Regions from separate parts of the Homo sapiens genome. Here all the other regions are linked to region 5. Evidence: chromatin loops called from intact Hi-C (ENCODE). Cell type or tissue: endothelial cell of umbilical vein. All regions are shown on one strand. Region 1 has its middle 54 kb from the start of KITLG. Region 2 has its middle 120 kb from the start of LINC02458. Region 3 overlaps TMTC3 (transmembrane O-mannosyltransferase targeting cadherins 3). Region 4 overlaps CEP290 (centrosomal protein 290). Region 5 has its middle 26 kb from the start of LINC02458. Region 6 has its middle 94 kb from the start of LINC02458.

Region 1 (5,000 bases), 360 kb before region 5:
AATGAAAAAGGAAGAGTGGCAAATAATTCATTTTTTATTTTGAGAAATACAATGAATAGCATTATTAACTAACAGTATTAATACTAATATAAAACTATATAATATATAACTATATTACATATATTACATATATCAAATTATATAAACTAACATTAAATAATAGTAATTTTAATTTATTATTATTATTTTTAAAGGTGGGGTTTTACTATGTTGCCCAGGCTGGTCTCCAATTCCTGGCCTCAAGCAATCCTTCTGCCTTCGCCTCCCAAAGTTCTGGGATTATAGGTGTGAGCCACCCCACATAATACTAGTATTAGTCAGTATTAGTATTAGTCAGTATTATTAACTAATCTAAGAAAGATGGAAAGATACATTTTGGAAGAATCAAAAATAGTCGGTTTTGGAAAAAGAAACATTTTATTGGGAAGGGCATGGACACAGTTTCAATCTTGGCTCTCTGCTTTATTACTTATCAGCTATGAGAAACTTGGGCAAGCTCTTTAACCTCTTGGATTTTCCTTTTCTTCTTTTAAAACAGGGAAAATTATATTTACTTTGTATATTTGTTGAAAGGATTAAATGACAAAATGTATGCAAAGTGACCAGCACTTTCCTGAAGTATCAGAAGCACTCAGTAAATGTTATTTTCACTTCTAACTTCTCCCTCTTTTGAATTTGAGAAGCAGTAAAGATCCAAGATGTCCATTCAGACAGTAGAGTTGGTGAAAAAAAAAAAAAAGGAAAACTCAGTCAAAGGAGGGACTCAACCAAAAGGTTCCAGATAATTTTTCAAAATTAGGGCATAATTGATTCAAAGTTCTAAATATACATAAATTCTTCTTTGGGATCATATTTAAATGTAAAATTATAGCATCCAATAAGTGTTTAGTGTGACCAAGTCCAGAGAAAGGTAATTTGACTATAATTACTACTCTCATTATTACTTTATCTGTAGTTAGGATTTTTAAATCTTGATCTCTGTAGCTACTTTAGAAATATATACAGAACAGCTTATTTCTGTGGGTGTATGTGTCCAGTTAAGGCAAAATTCATCTAAGGAGTGTTAAAGAAACCAGAGCCACTAATATTAGCCAGAGTAGGAAATGGATTCTAGAAAGTAAATGTGTTCTAAGAGGAGCACATCCAAGATGAGATATAGTTGTGATTGTTTTCTGTTGTGGTAAGATACTGGAACGGAGGAAGGAGGGGATGATAGCATAACCAATATCCAACTGGAAGTTGATAGTGATTTGCAGAGTGAATAAATAGACATGTTTTATTGAGCATTTTGAAATAAGTATATTTTGGACCATACTGTTCTTCTAAGTCATTATTCACTTATGATTTTTTATGTTACAAATTCAAAAAATAATTTTTTCCCATAGAATGTCTGAATATTCTACAGATGACTCAATGCCAGGTTAAATCGGAATAAAGATTTGAAAAACTTTTACCCTTTTTTCTCTTTACTTCCTACCACAAGAGGGCATATATCTCATCTTCTCTTAGAAATTAACAGAAGATATGTAGAATGTGGGTTATTTTCAATCTATTCAGTTGTCTATTCTTTCCTGAGATCTGATTGACAGAAAAGAAGATTCCCTACCACCTCATGGTTGCCTTCAGAAGGAAAAAGTTCTATTTCTAAAAATTCACATTTAGTATAATAAATTTACCTAGTACCATCTAGAGATTTTTTTTCAACCTGTATCAACCCTCTGTATCAAGCAAAGAAGATGAAAAAGATGCCTTTACCATCTCTTCTATCAAATACTTTAGTATCATGTAGTGGTAAACCACCTAAGCGTCAGGCAATGCTGTCTTTCTACTATTCTGCAGTTTGATCAATAAAATGATGTTCACTCTTCCCATAGAGCATCAAGGTTTCACCTGTTATGAGAAAACGGGATCATAACCTTCCCTCCAAACTGGGAAGGAGCTGAGAGACCAAAGAATGGTGCAGACAAGTCCAGCTTGGCAAGTAGGTGAATTTATTAGGACTTACATGTGGGGCACCCCCAGGTGGTAGCAGGACAGCTCTGAAGATCTGCCCCATTTCTCATCTCTAAGCTGCTTTTAAGCAATTTTCTGGCTCTTTGCCTACTGTATATGTATGTGCAATTAAACTGTTTTCCTTGGTATGTTCCCAGCTATGCTCTGGGATGTTTGGGTTCTCAGGGACAGCTGCTGTTTGGCTGGGCACCGTGGCCTTGGCTCACCTCCCAGTATCATGGCCTTGCTCACTTCCCAATATTCAAGGTTCAAGCAGCAGATATACACCCTTAAGTAACCTGGTGGGGGACCCATAACACTGCAATCTACCTTATACCTTAGCTCTTATATTCTTTCTATCAATCTTGTACAAGAGTCCCTGAGTTGGGTGTGAGGGGAAGAAGTATACAGCCCTATAAGGTATAGCCATGGCTTGTGCATACAGGAAACATCTACAGTATACACAACAGAATAAAAACCAGAAGCTAATGACAATTATGATACCTATTAGCAAAACATAACTGCAGTGAGTAGGTAAGGTGTATAACCAATTTGCGAGTGAGTCAAAGAAACCTAATTGGGCTATATCATGGGTTTGAATTGACAAATGATTTAAAGCATTTGTGACATTACTTTCTTCATCAGGGACATAGGTGCAACAGGTAGCACCTATAAGGGTGCATGTTGTTGGGTCTCTGTCATGTTGGCAATTGATCCAGGTCGATGCAATCTCCAATGAGTCTGGGTTGCATTATCTGTGCTGTTGAACAAGCCACTCTAGTTTTATTGTGAGAAAGGCAGAATTTTCCAACGCATACCATTACCATCTGACAGGGTAGGTATTCACATTCCCAACAATCGGACTGGTTGCTGACTGCAGCTGTAGTTGCAGCCCAGTACAGGAAGACATTACCAGCTGCCATGGGTAGCAGGAACAGCAGCCTATGGGCATAAACACAGGTGTTTAATAGGGCCCTTCGTGGATGTATCCACTCATTGTAGCATTACTATTGTTGTATTTCTTCCCATTGGTCCTATTAGGAGGCTGACACAGGCTTCAGGCCTGGCTTACAGTACCACACACAGGCAGAGCCTCCCCAGTGATGAATATTACCCACTAGCATTGTACATTTGTTAGAACTGATGAACCTACATTGACACATCATTATCATCTAAAGTCCATAGTTTACATTAGGGTTCACTTTTGGTGTGATATATTTTATGTCTCTGGACAAATGTATAATGACATGTATCCACTCTTATAGTATTAGACTGAGTAGTTCACTGTTCTAAAAATCCTGTGCTCCACCTATTCATTCCTCCCTTCCATACTAAACCATGGCAAGTACTGATCCTTGGACTCCATAGCTTTGCCTCTTCCAGGACGTCATATACTTGGAATTTTATGGTATGTAATATGTTCAGATTGGCTTTTTCACTAAATAATATACATTTATGCTTCCTCCATGTCTTTTCATGGCTTGATAACACATTTCTTTTTAGTGCCGTGTTATATTATACTGTCTGATGTACCAGTTCATTCATTCATACACTGAACAAGTTTTGGCAATCATGAATAAGACTGCTATAAACAACCATGTGCAGGTTTTTATGTGAACATAACTTTTCAATTCCTTTGGGTAAATATCAGGGAACAAAATTGTTGGATTGTATGCTGCGAGTATGTTTTAATTTTGTAAGAAACTAACAAACTGTCTTAAAAAGTGGATGTATCATTTTGCATTCCCATCAGCAATGAATGAGAGCTCCTGTTGCTTCACAATTTCATCAGCATTTGGTAGTGTCAGTGTTCTGATTTTGACCATCCTAATAGGTCTGTAAGTGCAGCTAGAATCTTTTTTTTTTGCATTTGGATGTCCAGTTGCTCCAGAACCATTTCTTGAAAAACACTATCTTTCTCTTTTGTATTGCCTTTGTTCATTTGTCAAAGATCAGTTGACCATATTTATGTGGGTCTGTTGCTGGGTTTTCTGTTCTATTCTCTTGATCTATTTGTTTATTCTTTCATGAGTACCACACTGTCTTTGTTACTGTAATTTTACAGTAAGTCTTGAAGTTGGGTAGTGTTAGTCCTCCAACTTTGTTCTTTTCCTTCACTTTTATGTTTGCTGTTCTGGATCTTTTGCCTCTCCCTATACATTTTAGAAGCAGTTTGTCAATAGCCACAAAATAGCTTGCTGAGATTTTGATTATGGTTATATTAAATCTACAGTTTTAGAAGATTTTGTTGCTTCTTTTGGATTTTATGCATAGACAGCCATGTTATATGCAAAAACAGTTTTATTTCTTCTTTCCCAATCTGTGTACATTTTAATTTCTTTGCATGTCTTATTGCATTAACAAGAACTTCCAGTATAATTTTGAAAAGTAGTGGTGAAAGGGAACATTCTTGCATGCTTCCTGATCTTGGAAAAACTTAGAGTTTCTCACCATTAAGTATAATGCTAGCTGTAAGTTTTTTTAGGTGCTCTTTACCAAGTTGAGAAAGTTCTCCTCTCTTCCTAGTTTGCTGACAGTTTTTATCATGAATGAATGTTAGATTTTGTCAAGCACATTTTCTGTGTTTAATAATATTATCATATTCTTTTTACTTCTTTAGATTGTTGATATGATAGGTTATATTAATTAATTTTCAAATGTCAATCCAGTCCAGTCGTGAATACCTGCAGTAAATCCACTTGGTCATGGTGTATAATTTTTAAAATTGTTTTTGGTTTTAATTTCTTAATATTTTATTGAGAATATTTATATCCATGTTCATGAGAGATATTTCAATGCTGTTTTCCTTTCTTGTAATGCCCTTATCTAGTTTTGATATGATAATATTGGTCTTAAGAAATGAGTAAGGAAGTGTTTCACCTGCTTCTCTTTTTTTTTGAAGAGATTGTAGAGAATTTGTATATTTTCTTCCTTAAATGTTTGGTAGAACTTACCAGAGAAATCAGCCTTGCTTTATTTTTTTGCAGTGTTATTGATTATTATTTTAA
Region 2 (5,000 bases), 95 kb before region 5:
CATGATAAATTTCACCTCAGAGTAAAAATCCAGGGAAAATTTAGCTAATATAAATTGATATGCCTCATTCCATTTATAAAGAGAATTATCACTACCAAGAACTACTGCAGTAAGTTTTATGTGCCACTGTAGTAACCATCCCTAATCAAGGCTTTCTGGTTCAAGCATCTTTCCAAATCACTTCATTTTTTAACCTTTGTTTTAATGATGCCATGGTGCCTATGGCTTTTATTATAAGTTACTTCAAATTCTTTTTGGAAAGTGGATTGATTATTAATAATAAAATCTATCCTGGATTCACTATCTCATAAAATCAATATTTATTTATTTTTAGTTATTGAGAGAACACCTCCAACAAGTGTAGTGTGAAGGTTTTCTAAATTAAATAATCCAAAAACCTTCTGCTTTAAAACAACAACAACAACAAAAACTTAGTAAAGCATATCCTGCCATGACAAGGGTTTCTTTCAGGAAGTTTACATTGTGGTCAAGGATTACGACTGCTCCTTTAGCATCTGGAATAGAACTTTGTGAGCTCCTCTTCCTCTTTTCTACAACATCACCATTAGTGATATTTAAGCACTTCCTATGTACCAGGGACTGAACCAGGAGCTTTGCTGCAAGCTTGTCTAATCCTCAAAACAAAGTTGAACCTGGTCCCAATAATGTACCTATTTTAGATGATGAATCTGAAACTTAAAAAAAGATTAAATATATTGCCCCCAATACATGGTTTTAAATAAATGCATAAACTTGTGCTGCTAGATATACAATTATTAGACTTAGCCCTGGCTGAGACTAGGAGAAACAATGTATGGAAATGCTTCTTCTCCAGATTCAGGGATAAAGTCTCCTCTGCTGCTCTCAGGAACTTGGGCTTTCCTGATCTCACTGGAAATCAGAAAAATGGCTTTGCTTTTGCCCTTTTACAGCAGGCAAACAGTTGAACCTAACACATTATATGGTTACCTTTCTTTAATCTGAGCTTTGACTTTTCTATTTACCTGTGTTACTTATGTTTAAAAATCTAAACGAAGGCTTAGAGAGTGGTAGATCCACTGAGCAAAGGATCAGGTAGATGCAGTTGACTGTCCCAAGGCCCTTAGGTTCCAAGTGGCAAGGGATCATAGGGAGCATTCACTCAGCTGACAAACTGACCACGCAATGTCCCCAAAATGGGTCTCTCACAGCCCTTTTTTTCTCTTACCGCATACGGAGAGGGAGCCATTGCCTACTTACCATGAGGCATATTTTTTACTATAGCCTTGAGGATGATATGTAATAGAGCATTTGACTCATATTTTTGACTATAGTGTTCCAAGATTAATTAATAAAACTGTTTATTGATCCAATATGTTTTATATGGAATTTACCAGCTTGGAAATCAGGAAACCTGGTACATAATCCTGGTACTTATTCTGGTGATGTCTGACTCCAGATAAGTCATTTAAGTGCTCTGTGCCCCAGCTTCTTAACTGTACGTGAGAGAATTTTGTTAGCTTGTTTTAAGGTCTCTCCCAACTCTGAAAATAAATGAAGTTACCAATCTCTATGATTTACTGTATCAAGCTACTCTTTACTGGGCTAAACTTTTATTCATGTAATCTCCTCTAATCTGGAAGAAAATAATTCAAAGTCAAGAGGCAAAAGTAAGAAAGTGCTTTTTTACAGCACAAGGATAAATTTAAGCATGATGTATTCTCACATGCTTCATCTAGTCATTCATGAGAGTTTTCTTTCATTGTTACTCATTTCCCTAATTGACTTTATATTTGACACACGGAGCATCTGATACACGGAGATGAGGTCAAAATAATCATTGATGAATTTCCTTTCAAAAATGTAAAAGTTGCTTCCTATTGTATGAGGAATTCCTATTCCTGAATGAGGTCATTTTTTCCTATTCCTATAGGAATTCCTATTCCTGAATGAGGTCATTTTTTCTAAGTTACCAGATTCCAACACACTGCATTTATTTATCTAAGATTTGTAATTATAGACTGCTCTCTAAACCTATAAATATTTAACATAATATTTCCTTACAGATGTTTTAGAAAAACAAATGTTTCCTTTCTCTAATTCCTCAATTCAGTGAATCAGCTCTGGGATGAGAAATTTCATCAGCACTTGCTACCAAGACCAGGGAAATCTTTGTTCTTAAAAAAGAAAAAAAATTCTGAACCTCAATTTACAATGTTTATTACTTTCCCTTCCCCACCAAAAGTAATTTTCTACTATTACTCATATTATTTTTTATCATATTATTATCCTATTTATCATATTATCTATCATATATTATTATCCTTTATTTTAATTCAATTTACACACAGCCATGCTTAGTCTAAGTTTTATGTTAACTTTTCTAGAGACATCCTGCCTACAGTTTTTTCCTTATTCCAAAAATGGCAATAAGCCAAGCCCCACTTTCTTCTAACTTAATTTTTCCAGACATCTTAATGGCTATGTCAGTTTCCTGTCATTGTTCTCCTATAGGATTTCCTTAGTCCCCTCCTGATGCCTTTGGCGGGTACACATTTATACTGAAATTGACAAAGGTAGGGAAAAGTCATTAACACTGTTCAGAGGAGAAGAGACTTATTCATTATGACATAACTAAGTTGAAAAGCACAGCTAATGGACTATTTTGGTAGCATGACTTGAGATGCAGAAGCCTTTCAGTCCCTGGAAACAGTTGCCTCTAAATGGCACTCCCAAGGTCAGGAAGGAAACATGACATCACTGAGGAGCAGCTGCCTCTGAGGTAGTGAAAAGGAGCTTCAAGAAGCTCCTGTGATTAAAGGTACATTAATCATGACCATCCAGTTGGCTAAAAGATAAGAAAAATACAAGGATTTAAGGGCAAATTTAGAAAAACTCCAAGAAAAAAAGAGTTTGAGTTTTGTTTTCATATTCAGTGAGCTCTTAACCTTGAAAGAATGTTTCTTAATAAGCATTATTGTATTTTCATTCTGTAAAGAAAATAAGTGATATCATTTTCTTCTCACCTGTGAGTTCAAAAGCAGTACAGTTTCTCCCTGCAGAGTCCAGTGTGAACATTTAGACACTTATTTCACATTTATCTGTGTTGATTTGGACAGGAAAGAGGAGATATTGAACATGAACATTTTGAACCACAATATTTTTAAAAAGCATATCATTATTGAAGAACCTCCACATAGTATTTAAGGAATCCAAAGAACCCAATGTTGAAACATGCTTGAAAACTATTACTTTTCCTAATGTTAAGAGCTTTACTCAATGCCAAAGCAGACAAAGTTTTGCTATCAGTCCCATTCCTTATAACAATCTAACTCTTTATTTTTATTTGGAAACTATACTGAGCTGGAATATGTTGTAAAATTAATGAATATTGTCAACAGTAATAATATGTATGTTAAATATTAATATATATGTTTATGAAATATGTTTAACTTTAGACTCATTTAAAATTGCATCTCTTGAGTGGAGTATCTTAGTTTCGTATTGCTCTGTTGCAAATTAACACAGACTTAGTAGCTTAAAACAACACAAGCTTATTCTCTTACATCCCAGAGATCAGAAGTCTAGAATCCAAGTGTCAGCAGGGCTACATTCCTTCTGGAGACTTCAGGGGAGAAGTCATTTTCTTGCCTTCTTCGATCTTTAAAGGCTGTCTTCATTTCTTGGCTCCTGACCCTTTGAGTCTGTCCTTACATATCTTGCTACTTTCTTTGATCTCCTACCCCTCTCTTATGAAGTTTGTAAGTATATCAGACCCACTGAGATGATTCAGGACAGTCTCTCAATCTCAGAATCTTCAATTTAATCCATCTGCAAAGTCCCTTTTGTCATATAAGGTAAGATTTATAAGTATAGGGAATTAGAATGTGAACATCTTTGAAGGACCATTTTCAGCCTACCGCAATATACTTTACAATACTCAACAATATACTTTACAAATCTTAGTCTTAGTGGAAGATGACAGTCAAAAGTCAATTAAAAGATATTTATAAGAAGTCAGACAAAGATTCTACATGTTAACAACATTCTAAAAGTGGAAATACTGGGAATTAATTACATATGTGACAGAAAAACATTGCAGCAATAAAACGTGAGTCCATCAACTTAAGAAGGATAAAATGGCAAAGGAATGTTGAATATAATTAATCTGATCTGGGATTAAATTGGAAATTATGGAACTTGTAATTGCAAGCTTTGAGTGAATAACCATAGATTTTTGTTTGTTAAAGTTTTAAAGAAAAAATGTCCATCAACAGATCAACAAATGAACAAATTATGATATATCTATACAATGGAATATTATTCAGCCATAAAAAGGAATGAAATACAAGCTAAAATACAAATAAACCTTGAAAATATTATGCTAAGTTAAAGACACCAGACGCAAAAGGTCAAATTCTGTATGATTTCTTATATATGAAATATCCAGAATAGGAAAATTCATAGAGACAAAAAACATATTACTGGTTGCCAGAAGATTGACAGAATGGAGAGTATGGAGGGATTACTTACTTTTTCCTCATTTAGAAAAAAGTGCAGCAGCAATTGCTCCTGGCACAGTACTCTCGGGGCAAATGGGAAAAAGGTAATGGATACAGAAATTATTTTAAAAGTTTTGAAACTAGAGCAATGTTATAGTTATACAACATTGTGAATACACTAAATGCTACTAAATTGTACACTTTAAGATGTTTAACTGTATGTTATATGAATTCCATCTCAATAAAAAAAGTTCTAAAGAAATCTCAACATGACAATGTTCTTAACAGTATTGTGTATATAATCAGTTCAATAGTAGGTTCTAGAAAAATCGGGAGAATTACAGAAATTAATCTCAAGAAGTGGTTTTTGAGATTAAAACCCTGGATCAGGTAATGAGTGACCTCTGTTCTGATTTCAACTACCAAAAATTAGCCATAAGACTCTAGGAAAAAATCACATGTCTGGACCCATTTACCCATACGTAAAATAAATTGAATAAATCAGATAATTTCTAACAT
Region 3 (5,000 bases), 840 kb before region 5:
GAATAATTATGTTAATAATTGGTCTGTCTGTTAGTTGGTCATCACCTATAGTATATGTATGTCTAATAGTCCTAACTGAACAATTATGTATACTGCAATTCAAAATACATATTCCCTTCTACTTTCTGAGTACATCCTTTCACCTAGAATATATGTTCCATTGTAGCCACAGTGACATTTCAGGTACTCGAAGGGTTTCTAGAGTCCTTTTCTACTTTCTAGTACAAATCATGTCAGTTCAGTACAGTGCCTTAAAAATAGCTTTATATGCCTGAGATGAAATTTGAAGGATGTAAAGGAATTAGGCAAGCAGGAAAGAACATTCTAAGTAGATAGTACATTATGGAGTATATAGTCAGTACAGAGATACTAAAATGTTCCTAATTTCAAGATGAGAAAGATTTATTCTTTGTGTTTCCTAATGTTCCCTACTAAGGATGAACAGGCTTAAGTCTACTTGTGTGCCAGAAAGTTACAGCAAAATATGATAGGAAGTAGAAGAGCAAAGAAGCTGAATATGGATGCGTATATTAGTCTGTTTTGCGTTAGTATAAAGGAATACCTGGTAATTTATAAGGAAAATATGTTTATTTGGCATATGGATCTGCACACTGTACAAGCATGGCAACAGCGTCTTCTTGGCTTCTGGTGAGGCCTTGAAAGTTTTACTACCTGTAGAAGGTGAAGGGGGAGCAGGTGTATCACATGGTGAGAGGGGGAGCAAGAGGGAGGAGAGGAGGTTCCAGGCTCTTTTAAGCAACCAGCTTTCACATGAACTCATTACAGTGGGGAAGACACCAAACCATTCATAAAGGACCCAACCCCAATGACCCAAACATCTCCCACCAGGCCCAACCTTCAACATTTCAACCTCCTCATATTTCAGCATGAGATTTGGAGGGGACAAACATCCAAACTATGTCAATGCCCTTTGTATAAAACTACAAAAAATAACTTTATTAATATTTTATATATATTCGAACTGTGTGTTTTATTCTTAAATCTGGTTTGGTTTTGTGTTAGGGAAAGAAGTATTTCTGATTAAATGTAACTTATAATTTAAAAAGAGATTCAGTACTTTACATGAAATTTTATTTATTACCAAAGGAGAATACCACAAGAATGGTGTCTATTTGCATATTCTAAGAAAGTTTTTACTCTTGTATTACTCTCTGTAATTTGGGAATTCCTAGTTTAATATATTCAGATTTACACATTATGGAGATGTTTTTCATAAAACAGCTAGACAGTACCTTTTTGAGTCATCACTATTTTAATTGAACTGGTAAGCATTCTGTTCTTACATTTCCTTTTGAAGATCTAGCCAGTAGTTACATGAACTTTTGTATTGCTGATAGATATGGAGGCAGGCTTTGGAGAGAATCCTGTGCTCTAACTTGACCAATGCCGGCATTGTCTTTTTTTAAAATTGTTATATTGAAGAGGAATTAATTGTCAAATGTCCTTTTACTGTTAGTTCTCTGACCACTGTATATCCAGGAGGAAATTAACCTTGTTTGTGGCCTAAGGAAATAGAAAAACACAGATTATAAAACTGTATTTTATTTTTGTGTTACTCTTACGACATTTCATATTTTATTGTTATTTCTCAGTAAAATGTAGATATTAATATCTTTAATGGTAAATGCAGTGATGAGCTTTTGTACCCTGTTGGACCAAGGTACTTTAATAATCACTGATCGTTTTTTCCTTGTAGGAGAGAAGCCACAAGTCTTACCGTCCCTTAACAGTATTGACATTTCGCTTAAATTATTTGTTAAGTGAACTAAAACCAATGTCATATCATCTCCTGAATATGATTTTTCATGCTGTGGTTAGTGTGATATTTCTCAAAGTATGCAAACTTTTTCTGGACAACAAGAGTAGTGTGATTGCTTCTTTACTTTTTGCAGTGCACCCAATACACACAGAAGCAGTAAGTAAAACTATGAACTGACTTTTTTTCTTTTTCCTTTTTTACAAATCCTGCACAGTGATTATAATGGTATATATTTTTAAGAAAAAAAAAAATTAACCCTGACTTTAATCCAAATATTTGAAGACTCTTAAATTCGTACAGTTAATTCTTAACTTCCTAGTATGCAAAGTATAACTTCCTACTGTGTAAAATTTTTAAATTTAACATTTTTGAAACATAAACATTTTTCATTCAATAATATAAAATCTGTTTAGAAATATATACATGAATACAGTTCTTCGGTCACTTTTTTTAATGAACAAGATTTCTAAGGACTATTTAAAGTTTATTGTCTTTTTAAACTTTATTTTTCAGATTTATTATGAGATGTAACTTTTTGAATTTATGGTGCCTTTGTATATTAAGAACATTCGTATTTTAAGAAAATATGTAAGAAGTACTTAAGTTCTAGATATTCTACCATATTTACGTGGTTACCATTGGAGAAAGCTGGATAAAGAGTACGCAAGATCTCTCTTTACTAGTTTTGAAACTTCCTATAAGTCTTATTATTATTTCAAAATAAATTTAAAAAAGTATAAACTGTTAAGAGTCACTAATAAATGTCTATTTATGTAAGATTCACAAATTCACCACCTGAGGGCACCCAAAGAATGTTTAAGAAACAAATGTGCACTTGAAAAGTTACGGAAATTAAAGTATTTTTACCATTATATATAGTAATTTTTCAAGATATTCTTTATTAATATGAACCCCCTTCATTTTTCCTTTCTAGGTAACAGGAGTTGTTGGAAGAGCAGAACTTTTGTCATCTATCTTTTTTCTAGCAGCTTTTTTGTCATATACCAGATCAAAAGGACCAGACAATTCCATAAGTACATGTCTCACATTTGATTTTTTTTTAATAGTGCTAAAACTTGATTAAGGAATTTTTATTTACTCCAAGTGCTTCTTATAACACATTATATACCACATTTGGGATTTATCTTTATGTATTGTTTTACTTTAGCATATGTGAAAATATGAAATATGTAACATTGCTAGTATTTAGGAAGTTTGTGTATAATTTATATTTTTATCTTGAGCTAATAGATTTTATATGATCTAATTTTAAAAACCAAATAACCTTAGAATAGAAGAGTTTTAGAGTTAGTCCTAGTTCCATCTTCTGTTATCTATTAATGATATAGATTCCAGTATTTCAGTTGTCTTTGGATAAATAACACCTGGTAGACTGTCATATTGTTTAGGTAAGGTTAAAAGCCTCCTAGAATATAACTTTTATTGTGTGTTGATCATAGCTATTTATTGAGCTCCTACCTTGTGACCTACCCTGGAAAGTGCTTCGAATACATTAGCTCATTACTCTTAATGATTCCTGGCATTATCAGAAAACAAGTTCTAGGCAATAAAAATGATTTTTTTCAAGTGTGGGCACAGTGGGCACAAACCTTTAAGTTCTTGGGGAAGGGGCAGATTTTCTCACTGTAGTTCCAAGGTACTCATGACAAGAAGACTAGTTTTATGTGTGGAAACTGAGGTTCAAGAAACACATGATTTAGCCAAACATCTTAAGAGTGTTCTGGATTTGTAATAGTAGGTTTGCCTTTGCTGCTCTGCATAATGCCTTCTTAAAACAATTTGAGTGGCAGCATAGCATAGTACTTAAAAGCATGGACTAAAGAGTCTGGTTTCAAATTCTAGCTCCACTGTTTATTTACTAGTTCCATTCACCGTAACACATCAGGCAAATTAACCTCTCTGTGCTTAACATTTCTTTATCTGTTAAATGTGCATAATAATAGTCCCCTACCTGTGCAGTGCATCATGTAGTAGGAGGTACTTTTGTAACTAATATGGAATTGCAGACCAGTATCCTCTTTAAGTACCATCCTCACCAAAGCCTGAATGGTAAAGTTAGAAAATACTGTGGCCTACAGGATTATAATCAGGCTCTCAATTACCTGTCTAATCATATCTTCTGCCATTCTTGCCCTAGCTGTCTTCACTATAGCTAGATAGACCTTCTTGCTGTTCCCAAACAGGCAGAGCACCCACCTTTATACCTGCATTTCCCATTATTGAATTTTCTTCCCTTAGATCTTTATGTAGTAGTCTCATTTATACACTATTCTATATTATCAGGCCTCAGCTTAAGTATTTCTGTCTTAGAAAAGCCTTCCCTGTTCTAACTGAAATAGCTTTTCACCATATTATATCTTTTGTTCCAAATACTTGTACTTGGTGCTTTTTAATGATTTCTTATTCTTTACAATTCTAATATCTTGCTGTATTTCCTTAAGAATTACTTATTTGGGCTGGGTGCAGTGGTTCACGTCTGTAATCCCAGCACTTTGGGAGGCTGAGGTGGGCGGATCACATTGTCAGGAGTTTGAGACCAGCCTGGGCCATTGTGGTGAAATCCTGTCTCTACTAACAATACAAAAATTAGCCAGGCGTAGTGGCAGGCACCTGCAGTCCCACCTACCCGGAAGAATGAGGCAGGAGAATCGCTTGAACCTGGGAGGCGGAGGTAGCAGTGAGTCGAGATCACGCCACCGCACTCCAGCCTGGGAGACAGAATCCATCTCAAAACAAAAAAAAAGAATTATTTGAAATTCTTGGTCTGTCTCTTTAAGTAATTCTGATTTAGTAGTATATGTTATTATGTTTGTTCTCTCTGTTTTATGATTGTTGTATCCTTCAGATATTGAGTTGTTTTGGCTTGTGAGCTCAAGCACATGTTCTTCTAAAGTTATAAACTACTGTGCCTGTTAAAGGGAAAGGCCAGGGCCACTCTTTGTTCATCCTGTGAGTCTGAAGGGATGAAAGGAATTATAAACCAGGATATAAAGTTCCAGGTTCCGCAGAGCTGCTGTGGATCACTGTTGTTCCTACCAGTGCTACTAGGCACACTCTCTGTTTTCTTTAAGAGAATCAGCATTAAGAGGCCAGTCCACCATCCCTCTGCATTTAAATGGTAGCTCTGTAGAAGTTACTGCCTAGGAGTGATTGGTTGGTTTGTACCTTTTAAAAAATATCTACCTCTTACCCCATCAAG
Region 4 (5,000 bases), 880 kb before region 5:
AAGAAGAAGAAGGGAAGAACAAAACATAAATTATTCTTACGTTACTTTCACAATTAACAAGAATATACTGCAATTATATTTATAGTTTTGCTAATACCTATACCTTAGGTATTCTTTATACAACAAACTTTGTTGATGACGAATTACAGCAAATTTTCTGTTGTAATCTTCAAGAGAATCTTCTAAATTCTTTAACTTTTTTTCTTTATTTTCTAGTTCCTGAAAAGTGGTTTAGAAATAAGAATGCAAAAAAAAACACAATAGAATAAATGCTGAATTTGAAAGTATAAATTCATATTCTGACAACATTATAGGAAAGTTAAAAGTCACCAAATCTGTAAGCAACACAGATCATTTTTCCATGATATTTTGAACACTTTAGTTTAAGGCATAAAAAAAGAGTACTATACAACAGGTAAAGTTATTTTTAGCACACAAATTACCAGATTACAAAGTTTTATTAGATAGAATAGTTATAAACTCGCCTCTAGTCACTCGGCCACATACCCTCTCTTATGAACACATAATTTCATACCCTCACTCAAATTATCCTTTCCAATTATTTCATTTTAAAGATGAAATTGAAATTTAAATAACTTACTCAATATCCAAAAACTCATTAACACTACACTTGGCAATCATTTTTACCAAGTACATATGCTAGGCTTGTTGTCAGGTGCTTTCCATATACATGGATCCAACATTTGAGTTTGGGTCTGTCTGACTCCAAAGGTCTTGCCACGTTTATAGCTCTATACAGCCTTAGGATTGAGAGTCTAAGTACCTGTTTTGCCACTTTGGACAGCTTTTCAGACTCCCAGTTGGTACTCTCTAATCTACTACAAACTTCTGATATATTTCTTATACAAAGATTAAAAATCATGAATTTTATCTCAAAAAATACGACAATGCCATACTACCAATATTTGCTGATAGTGTTCCTATACCTCAGGTAAATAAGAGAAATAATAATGTTAAAATTATACATTTAAAAATAATAATATCACATACAAAGCAATATTCTAATAAGTAGTTAAGGCTGTCCTTAGACAACATAAAATAATAATAAAAATCCCAATATTGAGAAAAAGATGAATTACTGTAATTTCCAAAATAAAAATGAGTACTTAATAATTATAACTCAAGTATACTCACAAATGGATCACCTAGCAGAGAGAAATAGTGGCCCATATAATCAAAAATATATTTTCATTGATTCTGAACATATATTTGTAATTATATTTATAATGTATGTGATGTTATAGATAGTCAAATTTCAAATAAAATAATGAAAAGGATCTGTCATTAGGACATTCATAACGACCATTATATAGACAGCAAAACTGAGAAACCCAGGGCAGGTAGTATAGTAGAGTACCCTTTCCTCTTTGGTGGTAGATTAACATTTTATTGCGTAAAGGGAAGACAAAGATGAAGAATAATTTGGTTTAGAAGTTTTTGCTTATGGCTGTGTGCAGTGGCTCACGTCTGTAACCCTAGCACCTTGGGAGGCCAAGGCAGGCGAATCACTTGAGACCAGGAGTTTGAGACCAGCCTGGCCAATATGACGACACACCATCTCTACTAAAAAAAAATACAAAAATTAGCCAGGGATGCATGCCTGTAGTCCCAGCTACTCAGGAGGCTGAGGCATGAGAATCACTTAAACTCAGGAGGTGGAAGTTGCAGTGAGCCAAGATAGCGCAACTGCACTCCAGCCTGAGTGACAGAGTGAGGCTCTGTCTCAAAAAAAAAGTAGTTTTTACTTGTGAATGCAAAAAGGGGAACAATTCTATCATGACACTAAAAAGCCTTGACAGACTTTATTCTTTTGTTTTCCACCCAGCAAGAAATAAAAGTGCTCATTTACTTAACACTGCTTTATAATAGCTGCTTGTTGTTCTGCTTGTGAACCATATATTTCACATGAATGACAGGTGTGCGAACAAGATGTATGAACATGCTGCTCATGCAGATGAATGGAATGAATGGTATAAATTGCTTTTATTTATAATCCATCTAACATCAAAATCCATAAAAAATATATTTCACTGTTACTATTTTGAGAACTCAGGAATACATGAAGACTAAATATTGAGAAAAGTACTATCTGCATGCTTTGGTGATGGAAAAATTAAAATAAAGTAAAATAAAAATAAAAACATAAAGAAACATACTACCAATGATTTTTGTTATTCACATGTAAAATTTTCAATACCTGTAACAAAATTTTCAATACCTGTAACAAATGTATTAAATATTCATTCTGAGAATTAATGATACTGGCACTAGATGGTGCTATCCCATCAGGTAAGTCAATTCCTTTAAAAACAACATTTGATCCTTCTGATTGTCGTAAAAGACTAGTTTCTTTTTCAAGATGGTCTATCTGGAAAAAAAAATCCAGCAATGAGAATCACAACTCTTACACCCAAAGAAAGACAAATTGACAGATATGTGAATGCCCTGCCAGGAATTTTACCTCAACCATACTTCAGTTTCTGCTTAGAAATGCCTAGGTATGAGATTTAGAATTTTTGTATTCTTTTCAATCTTATAAGGCACTTATTTTCCACTTATAATTTTATAAGAGAAATCCAGTTTCTTAATATTGAAAGAATTAATTCAAGGGGCATTTTCTCATAAAGCATTCTTTTTAAAAAATTAAAAATTTCCTATTAAATCTACATTCTTATGTTTAGCATTTTCTTTTATTTAATAAAATTCTCACCTTTAAATTAGCTTTTGCCAACTGCTGTGAATAATTTATAGCCTCTTTCCGAGATTCCCTGAGCTCCTGTCTTAATTCTTCATTTCTTCCGGTAAGCTGATCAACTTGGGCTTTCAAATGCAGACTCGCATCAAAGATTCCTTCTGCATTCTTTGATTCTATAGCCTAGCAAATTTATATTATATATTAGAAATGTGGAGAAAAACAGTAAAATCATAGTAAAAAACAGTCTGTCTTTAAATAAAATGGACATTTAAGCATTTTCCTATTTTCATTGCCAAGCATGATAATAAAGTATGCCAATTCAAATTCTTATTTATGAATCTATAAAACTTTCATTTACATTACCAAGCATAGTAATTACTTCATTAAAACAATTAAAAAACACCTAGCTAATCTTAATAGACTGGTAGACTAGAAAAACAACCAGACGGGAATAAGATGACCAGGGTTCAAATTTTAATCAGTCACTTAACAGCTGGGCAAGTGACTTAAATTCTCTGTATCTTAGTTTTCTTGTCTCTAAAAGGGGAAAACAATGTGAGCTCTGCTCCCTACATGGGGTTTTTGTACAGTCAAAATGAGGTATTTTTCTCTGAAATTATATAGCACCTGCATTCAAAGCATGCGCAAAGGAATGGAATACAATATTGAACAATTGATCAATACAACATTCAATTAAGTGAATTTTTCAGTGCTTCCTCTCCACATAGTTGAAGCATAAATAAAAATAAAGGCAAGGTATCATAACATGATATTATCTAAGAATAATGAGTAAGCAAAAATAATATGTCAAATATTAAAATATTATCAGAGTGGCATCACTGGCCCGAAATCTCCAACAGTGGCATATCTAAGTATATACACACAATGCACACATCTAATAAATATATTTGGACTTTAGATGAACTGTATGGAAAAAACTGTTAAAGGCAAAGTAAGTCTTAAAAAGTGAAGGTAGAAGCCAAATAAGGTAAAATGAATAGAACCAAATGCAATCTCCTACTCAGGAAGGTGATCTGGGGTTTAACTCTAGGTAGTAGATTTGTAAAAGCCTTCCCCTGAAGGAGATTAGAGCAGGTCATGCAGAGTAATAACTTATACTAACTCAAAGAGGATATAAGGAAGATAAAAGTAGGTAGAGGAAGGTACTCTGACTGACAACAAGGTGGTCTAGTTAGTTGTCTCATTGAGGAATAGTGCCGTGTCTACATGGACTTTGGTAAAATGAGAATGAGTTAAGATAGCTGTTGGGGGCACTGAAAAATACCTTGTAGTAACAAAAAGTGAACTGAAGTGCATAATCCAGCATTGTCTGGTCTAAATTGTCATGGATTCTGAAGATTTCTTAGAGAAGTATTGCTAGGTGATTTGTGAATTTCAGATAGGGCCTATGAATCTGAAAAAACAATGACAATCCCGGATAAAAGTAAATGAAGTCTATGCAAACAGTGGCTTCAGGAAGGTCCAGAGATTGTCAACATAAATAGAAGTTAGGATTTCTTGGGCTATTCACTGTGTTTTCATTTGGTCACTAAGTAGAGCTGCCCTTGGAAAATTAAGTTTGATCTGGGACACAGTATCAGTAGTGGGCATCATCACGGACAAAAGATGTTCACATAAAAAAAGCATAAAGAATCATTTTAGACATTCAAAGTGGCAGAGGCAAAACAAAATCACCAATCAGAGAAGGAAAGTCAGTATGAGAAAGATATAATGGGAATCAAATTATTTTCTTGCCTCAGGAAGTTTTTAACATACCAGTATCACTCTCATTCTCTGTTAACAATTATAGTGTTATTTTAAAAAGTATCCAATTACTGATTAATCATGATTTTTTTAAAAAAACAATTCAATAAATAATAAGAATTTTTTTCCCATTTGAAATCAAGCACAAATTTGGGAAATAATATGACAATGTACGCTAAATATGTTCAGATAACATAAATGACATATACTTAAATATTAACAATCTAAAATGTGTATATTATTCAAGTTTATATACAGATACTGAATCCTGTGAAATTCTCAAGTCCCTATATGGTAAATATATATAGAATATTAGTGATGGCTAAATCTTTCTTGTAGCAATGAGTAAATCTTTAAACATTTAGAATAAAGCCATTTCATAATACTTCTGATGGCATAAGTTCCTAAGAGATCTACACTCCCATAAATAAAAAATGAATGAAAAAAAACTACCTAGATGTTCTAGAAAATGAACAAAAGCAAGCAGATTTTGGGAAAAAACCCCTCAAATACGGAAGAC
Region 5 (5,000 bases):
AGTATGGAGGATCCACTTCTAAGAGCTCTCACTCACGTGGCTGACAAGTCAGTGTTGGTTGCTGGCTGTTGGCTGTGACCTCAATGAAGGCTGAGAGATGGGGCCTTGGTTCTTCTCCATGCGGGTCTGTCTATATGAGCGGCTTGGGCTTCCCCACAGCATAGTGCTTGGTTCCAAGCATAAGAACAACTGTATTGTCTTTTATGACCTACCTTCAGAAATTCCTCAGTGCCACTTAAACCTGAGTGCAAAATCTGCTCCAATTTAAGAGTATGGAACATAGATCTTGCCTCTTAATGTGAAGAGTGTCAAAGTCATGTTGTAATAACATGTTGGATGGAAGATATGGTGGTAGTCATTTTTTGAAAAATAGAATCTGTCAAAAGAGGTAAAGACTTTTCTCAAATACAGTCACATAGACACACAGATAGCTTATAGCTTTCACTGCACAACCTCAGCCATGGATCAAAAGAAAAAAACAGAACACAGAAAAACACTTGTCCAGGTATCGGAAGTTCTTCTCCTTCCCAGAGGAACTAAAACATTTTCTCATATAATTGGAGTTCACAGATAATCAACCAAACAGAAAAGGCTAACAAACAAGATTCTCTGTCCTCTCCTTCCACCACCCAACTGAGAGCTCTAAAAGATTAGACCATAAAACCAGATTTCTCATCATTCCTGACACCAGTGCTTCTGAACTACTAAGAGTAATTTTTACCTTGCATGAGTAAAAGTTGCCTTAAGTACATTCTCCGAAAAATAGTGTATTTGAATTTCACAATTTAGCCCAATTTTCACAAATGATATTTTGTAACAAGAATCGAGTCTCAGCAAATATGATTTTCAAACTAAAATCTATAGTCAATACAAGACAAATATCTAGTTAATGAAAAGCTAACAAGAAATAATATCGATTCATTTAAAATTTTTCTTCCATCTTTATAGTCATTGATAAGCCTTTAGCAGTGGAGTGCAACGGTTGGAGTTTGGGTATGAATTCAAATACTAGCTCTACTCCATAGTAGTTATGTGTTTTTGGGCTCCTCTCTCGTCCTTGGGTTCATCATGGGCAAAATGGAAATAATAATTATACCTTATAGGCTCACATGACTATTAAATAGATCAACTTAGTAAAACACTAATCATGGTGCCCAGTGCAAAGTAAACCCAATAAATGCCTGACACTATTGTTACTATAACTATTACAATATTATAGTAATATAATATGTAATATATAATGACATATCATATGTATTATATAATATACACTAACAAATGTATATATACTAGCAATATTTATATTATATAGATATGTGGTACAGATTTATGTTATAGAGATATATAGTACTATGTATTAATAGTTATGTGTATAATACAGATTATACTATTAATATAACAAATATAGTATACTATTATATATACTATATATTATAGTATATTATATACACTATATATTATAGTATATTATTATATACACTATATATTATAGTATATTATATACACTATATATTATAGTATATTATATACACTATATATTATAGTATATTATTATATACACTATATTATAGTATATTATTGTATACACTATATATTATAGTATATTATTATATACACTATATATTATAGTATATTATTATATACACTATATATTATAGTATATTATTATATACACTATATGTTATAGTATATTATTATATATACTATATATGATAGTATTTATAGAATTACATATAGTGTAAATGTAGTTTTATATGCTATATACATAACACCATATATGTACTATATATAAAAATATATATTGGCCTGTGTGGTGGCTCACGCCTGTAATCCCAACACTTTGGAAGGCCGAGGCGGGTGGATCACAAGGTCAGGAGTTTGAGACCAGCCTGACCAATATGGTGAAACCCCGTCTCTACTAAAAATACAAAAATTAGCTGGGCATGGTGGTACACGCCTGTAGTCCCAGCTACTCAGGAGGCTGAGGCAGGAGAATCACTTGAACCCGGGAGGCGGAGGTTGCAGTGAGCCGAGATCATGCCACTGCACTGCAGCCTGGGTGACAGAGTGAGACTCCGTCTCTCTATCTCTCTATCTATCTATCTAATGCTATATATACTACACATATTACTGTAACTACAGTAATGTAACCATTACTATAAGGTAATGTGACACAAAAAAGGCTACCTGCCAATTTGACTCTATTTTAACTTCAATGGTCTGAGAATTAAAGTGATAATAATGAATCTCCACATACTTTCAATGTTTCAACTATAAATTTTAGAGAACACACATTCCCATCCAATAACATTCTTTTAATCCAAGCGTACATGTGGTACATTTAAGTTGTGCTTTTATGTGAATTTGAATTGCTTTTGGTTTCAAACTGCTTCAGAAAAACACAAGTCATTTTTGCTGCTAGGAGTTGAGGAATCCTTTATATCTGAAAACACGCATTGGGATAAAGCCCCTTATTTAATGTGTCTGTCATTCATTTGTTCCAGAAGTCAATTTGGGGTGTTAACATTTGCAACGCCATAAGTGCAAGAGTGAGCCCTTACCCCTACAGGCAGCTAAACATACAAGTATACGTCTAGCCCTTTCTTTTTGTAGTTTCCTCCTGCCCTTATGCCCAGAAAGGTGGACACTTGCATCCTCAAGTAAATGCAGCATTTTTCAAACTCTTCTCTTTGAAAACTATAGACTCCCATATGATAACTGCCTACCTAGGATCCATGGCCATTCAGGTGGATCCAAATGAAAGCTCCCTCATCTAAGGAAAATAGTTAATGTCTTCATATATTGCAACTCCATCAATAGCTTATCCAAAAATATCACCTTTATAATACAGAGCTCTGCTCTGGCTCTCTATACAAAGAACGCCCAGAATAAATATGATGATAACAGGAAAACAAAGACCAAACATTTTGAAGGCATAATGTCTTCTATTTTTCACATATGACCAACTAAACTAAGAGCACCTCAAACATCCTCATTTTCTGCTTAAGAAGAGTAACAAGAAGTACCCTCATTTTCTACACAAGAAGGACGACTAGTGGTCAAAAGACGTACTTTTCTCTTGATTTTCATGCCTTGAATCCATAGAATCATATTTTTGCAATTAAAATTGTAGATAACTTACTTTACATTTATTACTGTGGAGAACAAGGCCATGAAAAGAAGAAGTAAATTAATTACTCAAGGTTGCCTATTTAGTGATAGATGTAAGTCTCTTTCTAACATATAGCCCCTCTTAGGTCTAATTGTCTTTGGTTGTGAATATGCGGTGGGAAATAATTAGCTCAGATTCCTTTGGTGTTGTCCAGAAGAATTTGGTTCTTTGCGCAAACACAAACTGCAAACACTATGCTCGAAAACTGGGAATCTTATGATTCAGTCTTCCTAGAGAATTTAAGTAGGGGTTTGTCTTAGTTTCTGACTGTTTTGGTTTTTGGGGGTTTTTGTTTTTGTTTTTTTGAGATGAAGTTTTGCTTTTTTGCCCAGGCTGGAGTGCAGTGGTGCAATCTCAGCTCACTGCAACCTCTGCCTCCCGGGTTCAAGGGATTCTCCTGCCTCGGCTTCAGCCTCCCGAGTAGCTGGGATTACAGGCATCCGCCACCATGCCCAGCTAATTTTTTGTATTTTTAGTAGAGACGGGGTTTTACCATGTTGGTCAGGCTGGTCTCAAACTCCTGACCTCAGATGATCTGCCCACCTCGGCCTCCCAAAATTCTGGGGTTACAGGTGTGAGCCACCATGCCCGGCCAGTTTCTGACTGGTTTTGAAGCCTCCTGAAAAGAAGTAGGTGTTACAAATTTATTTTGGTTGATAAGTGTGCATTGAAACTTCTCCTACTGAGTTATTGCTGAGCAAGTAGATGGAAACTTGGAATGCTGTACCAAGAGTAAGCTCACCATCCTTCTATCCACATACCTAAACATCTCAAAAACCCAGTTGCCAAAGCCCTGCATTCCTTAGCCCATGACTAAATGTTAACACTCTTGCCTGATTATATGTGTCTAGAAATAAATATGCACCAACAAGTGCATAATTTTAACTAAATTTAATTGTGCTTTAGAAACTTGAAATAGCTAGTAGATAATGAGTGTGTCTGGAAGTGATTGTTTTAAATTCAGCGCTTAAGCAAAGATTTCTGAGAATCATCTAAGCATTTGCTTTTCATCACTCCATCAGTGTTTCTTAATTTTAACACAAAATGGGCTTGTGGGCAGAAGACTCCTACACAAGAGGGAAAAAAAACTCTTCCTAAACATGGCTAGTGTAACAACAACACCAGGACATTAAAGGAAGGAGAACTAAGAAATATTCTCTTGAAAGTGAACTGACTGAGCTGAATTTGTAGCCAAGCAATGTGCAGGAATGAAGTAATTCTGGTATTTCTGACCTCCTACTCAAAGATGTTCCAAATTTCACATTTTCTGGTGTACACAATGTCTCAATACTGCTCACAGTAACCATATCCTCTGATAAGACCAACACATGAAGAAGTTTTGGGGGATGAATTATTTATGATGAACTTCGAAGATTGCAGAATTTCACAAGTTTTAAGCAGACAAGAGGCAAAGAACCTCCTCAGGAAAAACAATCATATGTGAGTAAAATTCAATGGTTCAGACTACCTCTTCTATGAAAGTATTTTCTTGTACTCTCAATGGAAAGTGGTCTTTTTCTTATTTGAATAATCAATCTCAATCTCTACAAATTATCTTGAGTACATAAAGGGTGAATTCTGTGTCCCACATGAAGTTGTACAGGTGGTAAGTGGTAGTAGTATGTACTTACTGTCTTATTCAACACTGGTGAAGCACTTATGGTGTGCCATGAGCCATGCATGGTGCTGAAGTCACTAAGAAAGTAAAAGTCTAATAACAGAGCCAGATTTCTTAAATTCCAATACAATGGTGTGTGTATGTCGATAATGTATTATCCAAACATTTATTGATAAGAAAATAAGATGTCCCAGTTTGCCCACCTTACAC
Region 6 (5,000 bases), 68 kb before region 5:
AAACAGATTTAAAAATAAAACACACAAATATGTAATATGTATAAAAATTCAAGACAATGTAAACCACTTTCATATAAACATTTGCTGCCAGTCTCACTTGTTTAAACTCAGACCTCAACAGAAAATGTCTCCTGCCACATCTGTGCCTACGTCTGAACTTCACTGTAATGCGTCCTTGGTTTTGAAGATGATTCCTTTGCATATTTACTTGATATTTCTACTCGTATGAAACCCCCAATTGTTTACATAGCTATAAATGACAGTGACAGTGAAGTGGATGACTGGGGCAATTAATCAGAAATTTAGGGAAATATAGTGACATGTTTTATCCAAGAAAATAAATGTAATTCTTTACTTAATGTGAATGAGGACTAAGCTTTTTTTTTTCAAATGAGCAGCAAACAGTAGCATATGGTAAGCTGTATTTTTGTTTGCAATATTCATCTCTTTCTCTGTTAGATCGAATATATCAGCCCGATGCTGTCTTCCATGTAGTTTTCATATATTTCTCTGCCTTTTTGACTTTGAGCTTGGCCATGAGACTTTCCTTGTCAATAGCCTGTGAGAAGACATGCTGTTCACCACAACTGAGCATGAGTTTTGGAGACATCATGTGATTCTACCAGCTCTGTTGCTCTTCCCTCCTTGCTATGACAATGGCATGTTCCACAAAGGGGCTGAAATAAGAAGACATGCGGTGCTGAGCCCAGCAGAGCCAAACAAAGTCACGGCAGCTGCAGCCAACCCATAAATCCTGACATATCACTTGTCCAAAAAAATCAAAGTTTGTTTTTGTGAACCACTGAGATTTGGGGGCTATTTGTCACTGCAGGAAAGGTAACTAATAGATAGGAATTTACTGAAAATAAAAGAGCAGTATTATGTTGCTTCCAAAAGTGGGAAAACTAGCCTACTCCCCAATGTTATATGAAATTTTACTCTTGGGTCCCAAACGAGCACTCCCTGTACCCAGAGTTTCAAAGAAATTACTTCAGTTCGTCTCTCTATCAGGACTTTATGTCACTTCAAGAAGACACTGGATTTACTTCCTCCCTTGTTCTCAAATGACAGTGTTCAAAAATCAAAACCAAAACAAACAAACAAAAACCTCCACCTTTTACCTCTTGCCAAAAAATACCAGTGCGTATGAATTTATGCAAGTAGATACCAGAAGTGGTCACCAGGCCACTAGTCTTGCAAACTGCCACATTCTGAAACTCATCCAAATACAAGCTAGGGCACCGTGTTCTATCCTCTTTTTATAGATGAGGAAACTGAATCCCCAAGTGATTACCGTGGTAAGTTTCCAAGGCCACTGCTGTAAGACCTTCAAATTCATGTGTTGAAACCCTACCCCCAGTATGTAAGAATATGACTATATGAAGATAGTGCCTTTAAAAAGGTGACTTCATGAAAATGAGACAGTTAAGGTGAGCCCTAATTCAATCTAACAGTTGTCTTTATAAGAAGAAGAAATTTGAACACAAAATGAGAAACCAGAGAAAGACCATGGGAGGACACAGCAAGAAGGTGGCCATCCCCAAGCAAAGGAGAGAAACCTCCAAAGCAACCAAACCTGCTGACACTTTGATCTTGAACTTCTAGCCTCTAGAACTGTGAGAAAATACATTTTGCTGTTTATGTCACTCGATGTGTAGTATTTTGTTATGGTAGCCTCAGCAAACTAATACAGTCAATAAATTTTAAGTAGATAAATTTTAAATTTAGTCTACAGAACACCAAAGCTTAATTATCTCCACAAACAGTAATTGCCTGCCTCTTCTTAACTAATATTGGCTTATTACTTGTGTTTATTTATGTAGAGGTAGGAGCCTACTGATAATAATAGTTAAGCAGCATTTATTGAGCACTTGCTATGTGTTACAGTGTGAAGAGTTTTGCCTGCAAACAGGCTGGATCAGATTATGAGAAATGGGTAAGCTGCTAAGAAAAGGAAGTCAACTGCCTTTCCAAGTCCTACTCACAATTCCAGATTCAGTTCTACTTCCATTCAGAAAAATTCACTGACTCTAACAGGGATACTCCACCTAAGATTTCCTATGGAGTCCTGTGTTTCTTCCTATGGTGATTCTTATTGAATTTTTTAATTGCTTATACCTGTTTCCATACTGGACACTAATTTTTTAGGTATCAAAAACTGTGTTTTCACTTCTTCATTCTCACCACCTTGCAGAGTACCTGGTACTTTATAAGCATTAAATATTTTTTGTTGTTGTTCTTGAATTGCTGCATTGTAGCTCTTTGTTACCATTTGTTACTAAAGAAAATTGGCAATAAAAGATGATTTCACTGACTTGAATTTTTTTTTAATTAAATGCATCCACCTAGAATGAGTAAAATCTTCCTCTTTTATTCAAAGGAGTAGGGCCCATTTCAATCAGTGCCAAATACTTTTGAGCAATATTGAGGAAATATTTTTAAGAACTACAAAATCTTATGAGTCAGACAGAGAAAAGTAATCTATTTTCATTATATTTTTGCCACATGCAAAGACTTTTGTTATAACACTTTAACTTTCATTTAAAAATCTATCATCACCACTGTAAGTTAGGAAGCAAGGAGTGGTAATGACAGAATTTTAATTTTTTTTCATGGGCTAACATAGCTTAATATATAGATAATCATGCTTGGATAAATACTTGATGAAAGAATGATTGAAGATAAATATCAAATATTTCCTTGCGTCTACTTTGGTACCATAATCCTCTCCAGTGATCTCTCTATTTCTTTACTTTTCTTCACAAAAGATCTTTTTAAGTAAGTTGCCACTTTCACTGTCTCCACTCAACCACTGCCAATTTGTTTTTTCCCCACCCCAGGTAGACTTCCAGTCTCACCCCTGCACGGATATCTCTCCCATGAGGTCATCAGTGACTCCATGTTGTCTAATCCAAGGAATATTTTTCTGCCCTCATCTCTCTTAACTTTCCAATGGCTTTTGACACAATTAACTACTCCACCTTTCTTGAAATATCTTTTATCGTAGTCCTATCTCTTCTGGTTGCCAGTAACAGGAACATGACTCAAACCAACTTATGTAAACACAAAAGGAATTTATTGGCTCTTTTATCCAGGAAGTTCAAGGAATGGTGCTAGTTTAAGGCATCATTGGCTCTAGAGGTTCAAACACATATTATCAGAAACTTATTTATTTTTCTCTACCTCTCAGCTTACATTTCTGCTGTTATCTCAGTTTTTAGGCAGGTAAACCTCACATGGTAACAAAGATGGCTATTGACAGTTCTAGACTTTTATCAATCATCCTTGTCTTTCCTGGTCTTAGTAAACTCAAACACACACACACACACACACACACACACACACACACCACATGCCTCTTTCCTGTGAGTATCAGTGGGAGTAGTGAGAAGGCTTTAATTGAGCAAGTCTCATACCATGCCCAACTGAGAGCAGAGACTTGGGGAGGGTCTTGTGTGTTGGGAGAGAATCAGCTCCACTTAAACTGTATGGATTAAGATTTAAGAAAATACACTCATCTTACACAAAAAGAAAACACACATAGGTACTATAGCTTCTGTAACACTCCTCTCTCTTCTATTGTCCTTGTCTGCTCTTTTTCAGCCTCCTTTGCTGTCTTCAACTCTAAGTGTTGGAGTAACTGAGCTTTGTGCTGGGTCATCTTTTGTTTTCTGCTCACTCTCTCTTCCTCACTGTTGTCTAAAACGCTTCTAAATCCACAGTTTACATCTACTTGTGAAGCTGCTGACTTCCCATGTTTATAGCTACAGAAGCAACTTCCCCCGAGTGCCTTCTAACTGCTTATTTGAAATAAGCAGTCAGATTTCCACATGAATATCTATATGCATTTCAAATTTATAATAGTGTTCTTGTTTTCCGCCCAAACCTATTATTTTCCTGAGTCTTTAATATCTCTTTAAATGGTGCCAGCATCCATCAGTTGCTTAATCCAAAAATGCAGAAAACAACCTTGTATTCTATTTTTCTCTCAATTCCCATATCTAATTCACCAGCAAATTACACGATTTATGACACCAAAATATATCTCAAATCCATCTTTTCATCCGTTCACCAACACTGCCATCACCCTGTCTAAGCCACCCTAGTCTATCACTCAGATAACAGCAATAGCCTATTAAATTAAATTGCCTTCTTGCTTTTACTCTTCCCCTTCACTATTCCAGTTTTGTACTGAGCAATTGAAGTGATCTTTCTGTCATCTCTTACTTCATCTTTTTAAAGTTTTATTCACTATATTACAGCCATGCTGGTCTCTTTTCTGTTTCTTCAATAGGCCAAGCCATTTTTTTTTCCTCAAAATCTTTGCATTTGCTCTTTCCACAGCAAAGAATGCTCTTCTCCCAGTCTCTGTACTTTTCAGTTCTTATCTTAAATAGTCTGTCTTTAGAAGGGCCTTTCTTTACCACCTGTCTTGGTCATCTTGGACTGCCATAACAAAATACCATAAACTAGGTGGCTTATCATCAACAGGAATTTATTTCTCACAGTTGTAGGGGCGGGAAAGTTTAATACCAAGATGCCACCAGATTTGGTGTCTGCTCTGGTAAGTACCCACTTCTTGATTCGCAGGCAGCAGTCTTCTTGCTATGTCTGCACATGGAAGAAAGAGTGAAGGAGCTCTCTAAAGTCTCTTTTATCAGGGCACTAATCCTATTTATGAAGGCTCTGCCCTTATGACCAAATCACCTCACTAAGGCCTCACCTCCAAATACCATCACATTGGGGATTGGGTTTCAGCATATTAATTTGAGGGGCGCATAAACATTCAGTCTACAGGACCACTCTATGTAAGTTTATTTTCTCCTTAACTTACTTAATTCATCACCCACTGGAAAGAATGCAAGCTCCCTGAGCATAGAGACTTTTAACTGTTTTGTGTATCACTAAATTGTCAAAACCTACAACAGTGCTTAGGCATTAAAAATCTATTTGAATGAGTGAAGATCCCCATTTATTCGCTTCATGGCATTTGTTAACAA

What was found. Peaks named below come from ENCODE experiments on the same cell type or tissue, not always from the same donor. Only the 100,000 strongest peaks of a DNase experiment are listed, where the experiment ranks them.
Region 1: it touches region 5 in a loop (13-fold over the local background); 16 of 110 quality-filtered maps call a loop at or near these places.
Region 2: a loop joins it to region 5, with 10 times the contacts of the local background. A loop is called at or near these places in 8 of 110 quality-filtered maps.
Region 3: a loop joins it to region 5, with 14 times the contacts of the local background. A loop is called at or near these places in 44 of 110 quality-filtered maps.
Region 4: a loop joins it to region 5, with 14 times the contacts of the local background. A loop is called at or near these places in 39 of 110 quality-filtered maps.
Region 6: it touches region 5 in a loop (3-fold over the local background); 5 of 110 quality-filtered maps call a loop at or near these places.

Annotation. Positions count from the first base shown.
Region 1 is chr12:88,632,027-88,637,026 of GRCh38, forward strand. No RefSeq gene overlaps it. Among named protein-coding and RNA genes, the nearest start is that of KITLG, 54 kb to the left of the region's middle. In endothelial cell of umbilical vein, no CTCF peak of the experiment used is centred here; a DNase peak (open chromatin) is centred at 2,215.
Region 2 is chr12:88,895,309-88,900,308 of GRCh38, forward strand. No RefSeq gene overlaps it. Among named protein-coding and RNA genes, the nearest start is that of LINC02458, 120 kb to the right of the region's middle. In endothelial cell of umbilical vein, no CTCF peak of the experiment used is centred here; DNase peaks (open chromatin) are centred at 1,843 and 2,613; H3K27ac peaks cover 3,709 bases.
Region 3 is chr12:88,151,574-88,156,573 of GRCh38, forward strand. TMTC3 (transmembrane O-mannosyltransferase targeting cadherins 3) reads left to right here. Exons shown (of 14, transcript NM_181783.4): 3 at 1,718-1,936; 4 at 2,715-2,814. Among named protein-coding and RNA genes, the nearest start is that of TMTC3, 12 kb to the left of the region's middle. In endothelial cell of umbilical vein, no CTCF peak of the experiment used is centred here; a DNase peak (open chromatin) is centred at 2,578.
Region 4 is chr12:88,108,963-88,113,962 of GRCh38, forward strand. It overlaps CEP290 (centrosomal protein 290), which reads right to left. Exons shown (of 54, transcript NM_025114.4): 21 at 2,732-2,896; 22 at 2,240-2,389; 23 at 104-219. Among named protein-coding and RNA genes, the nearest start is that of CEP290, 31 kb to the right of the region's middle. In endothelial cell of umbilical vein, no CTCF peak of the experiment used is centred here; a DNase peak (open chromatin) is centred at 2,339; H3K27ac peaks cover 376 bases.
Region 5 is chr12:88,990,796-88,995,795 of GRCh38, forward strand. No RefSeq gene overlaps it. Among named protein-coding and RNA genes, the nearest start is that of LINC02458, 26 kb to the right of the region's middle. In endothelial cell of umbilical vein, a CTCF peak has its summit at 3,074; a DNase peak (open chromatin) is centred at 3,036.
Region 6 is chr12:88,923,166-88,928,165 of GRCh38, forward strand. No RefSeq gene overlaps it. Among named protein-coding and RNA genes, the nearest start is that of LINC02458, 94 kb to the right of the region's middle. In endothelial cell of umbilical vein, no CTCF peak of the experiment used is centred here; a DNase peak (open chromatin) is centred at 2,976; H3K27ac peaks cover 1,965 bases.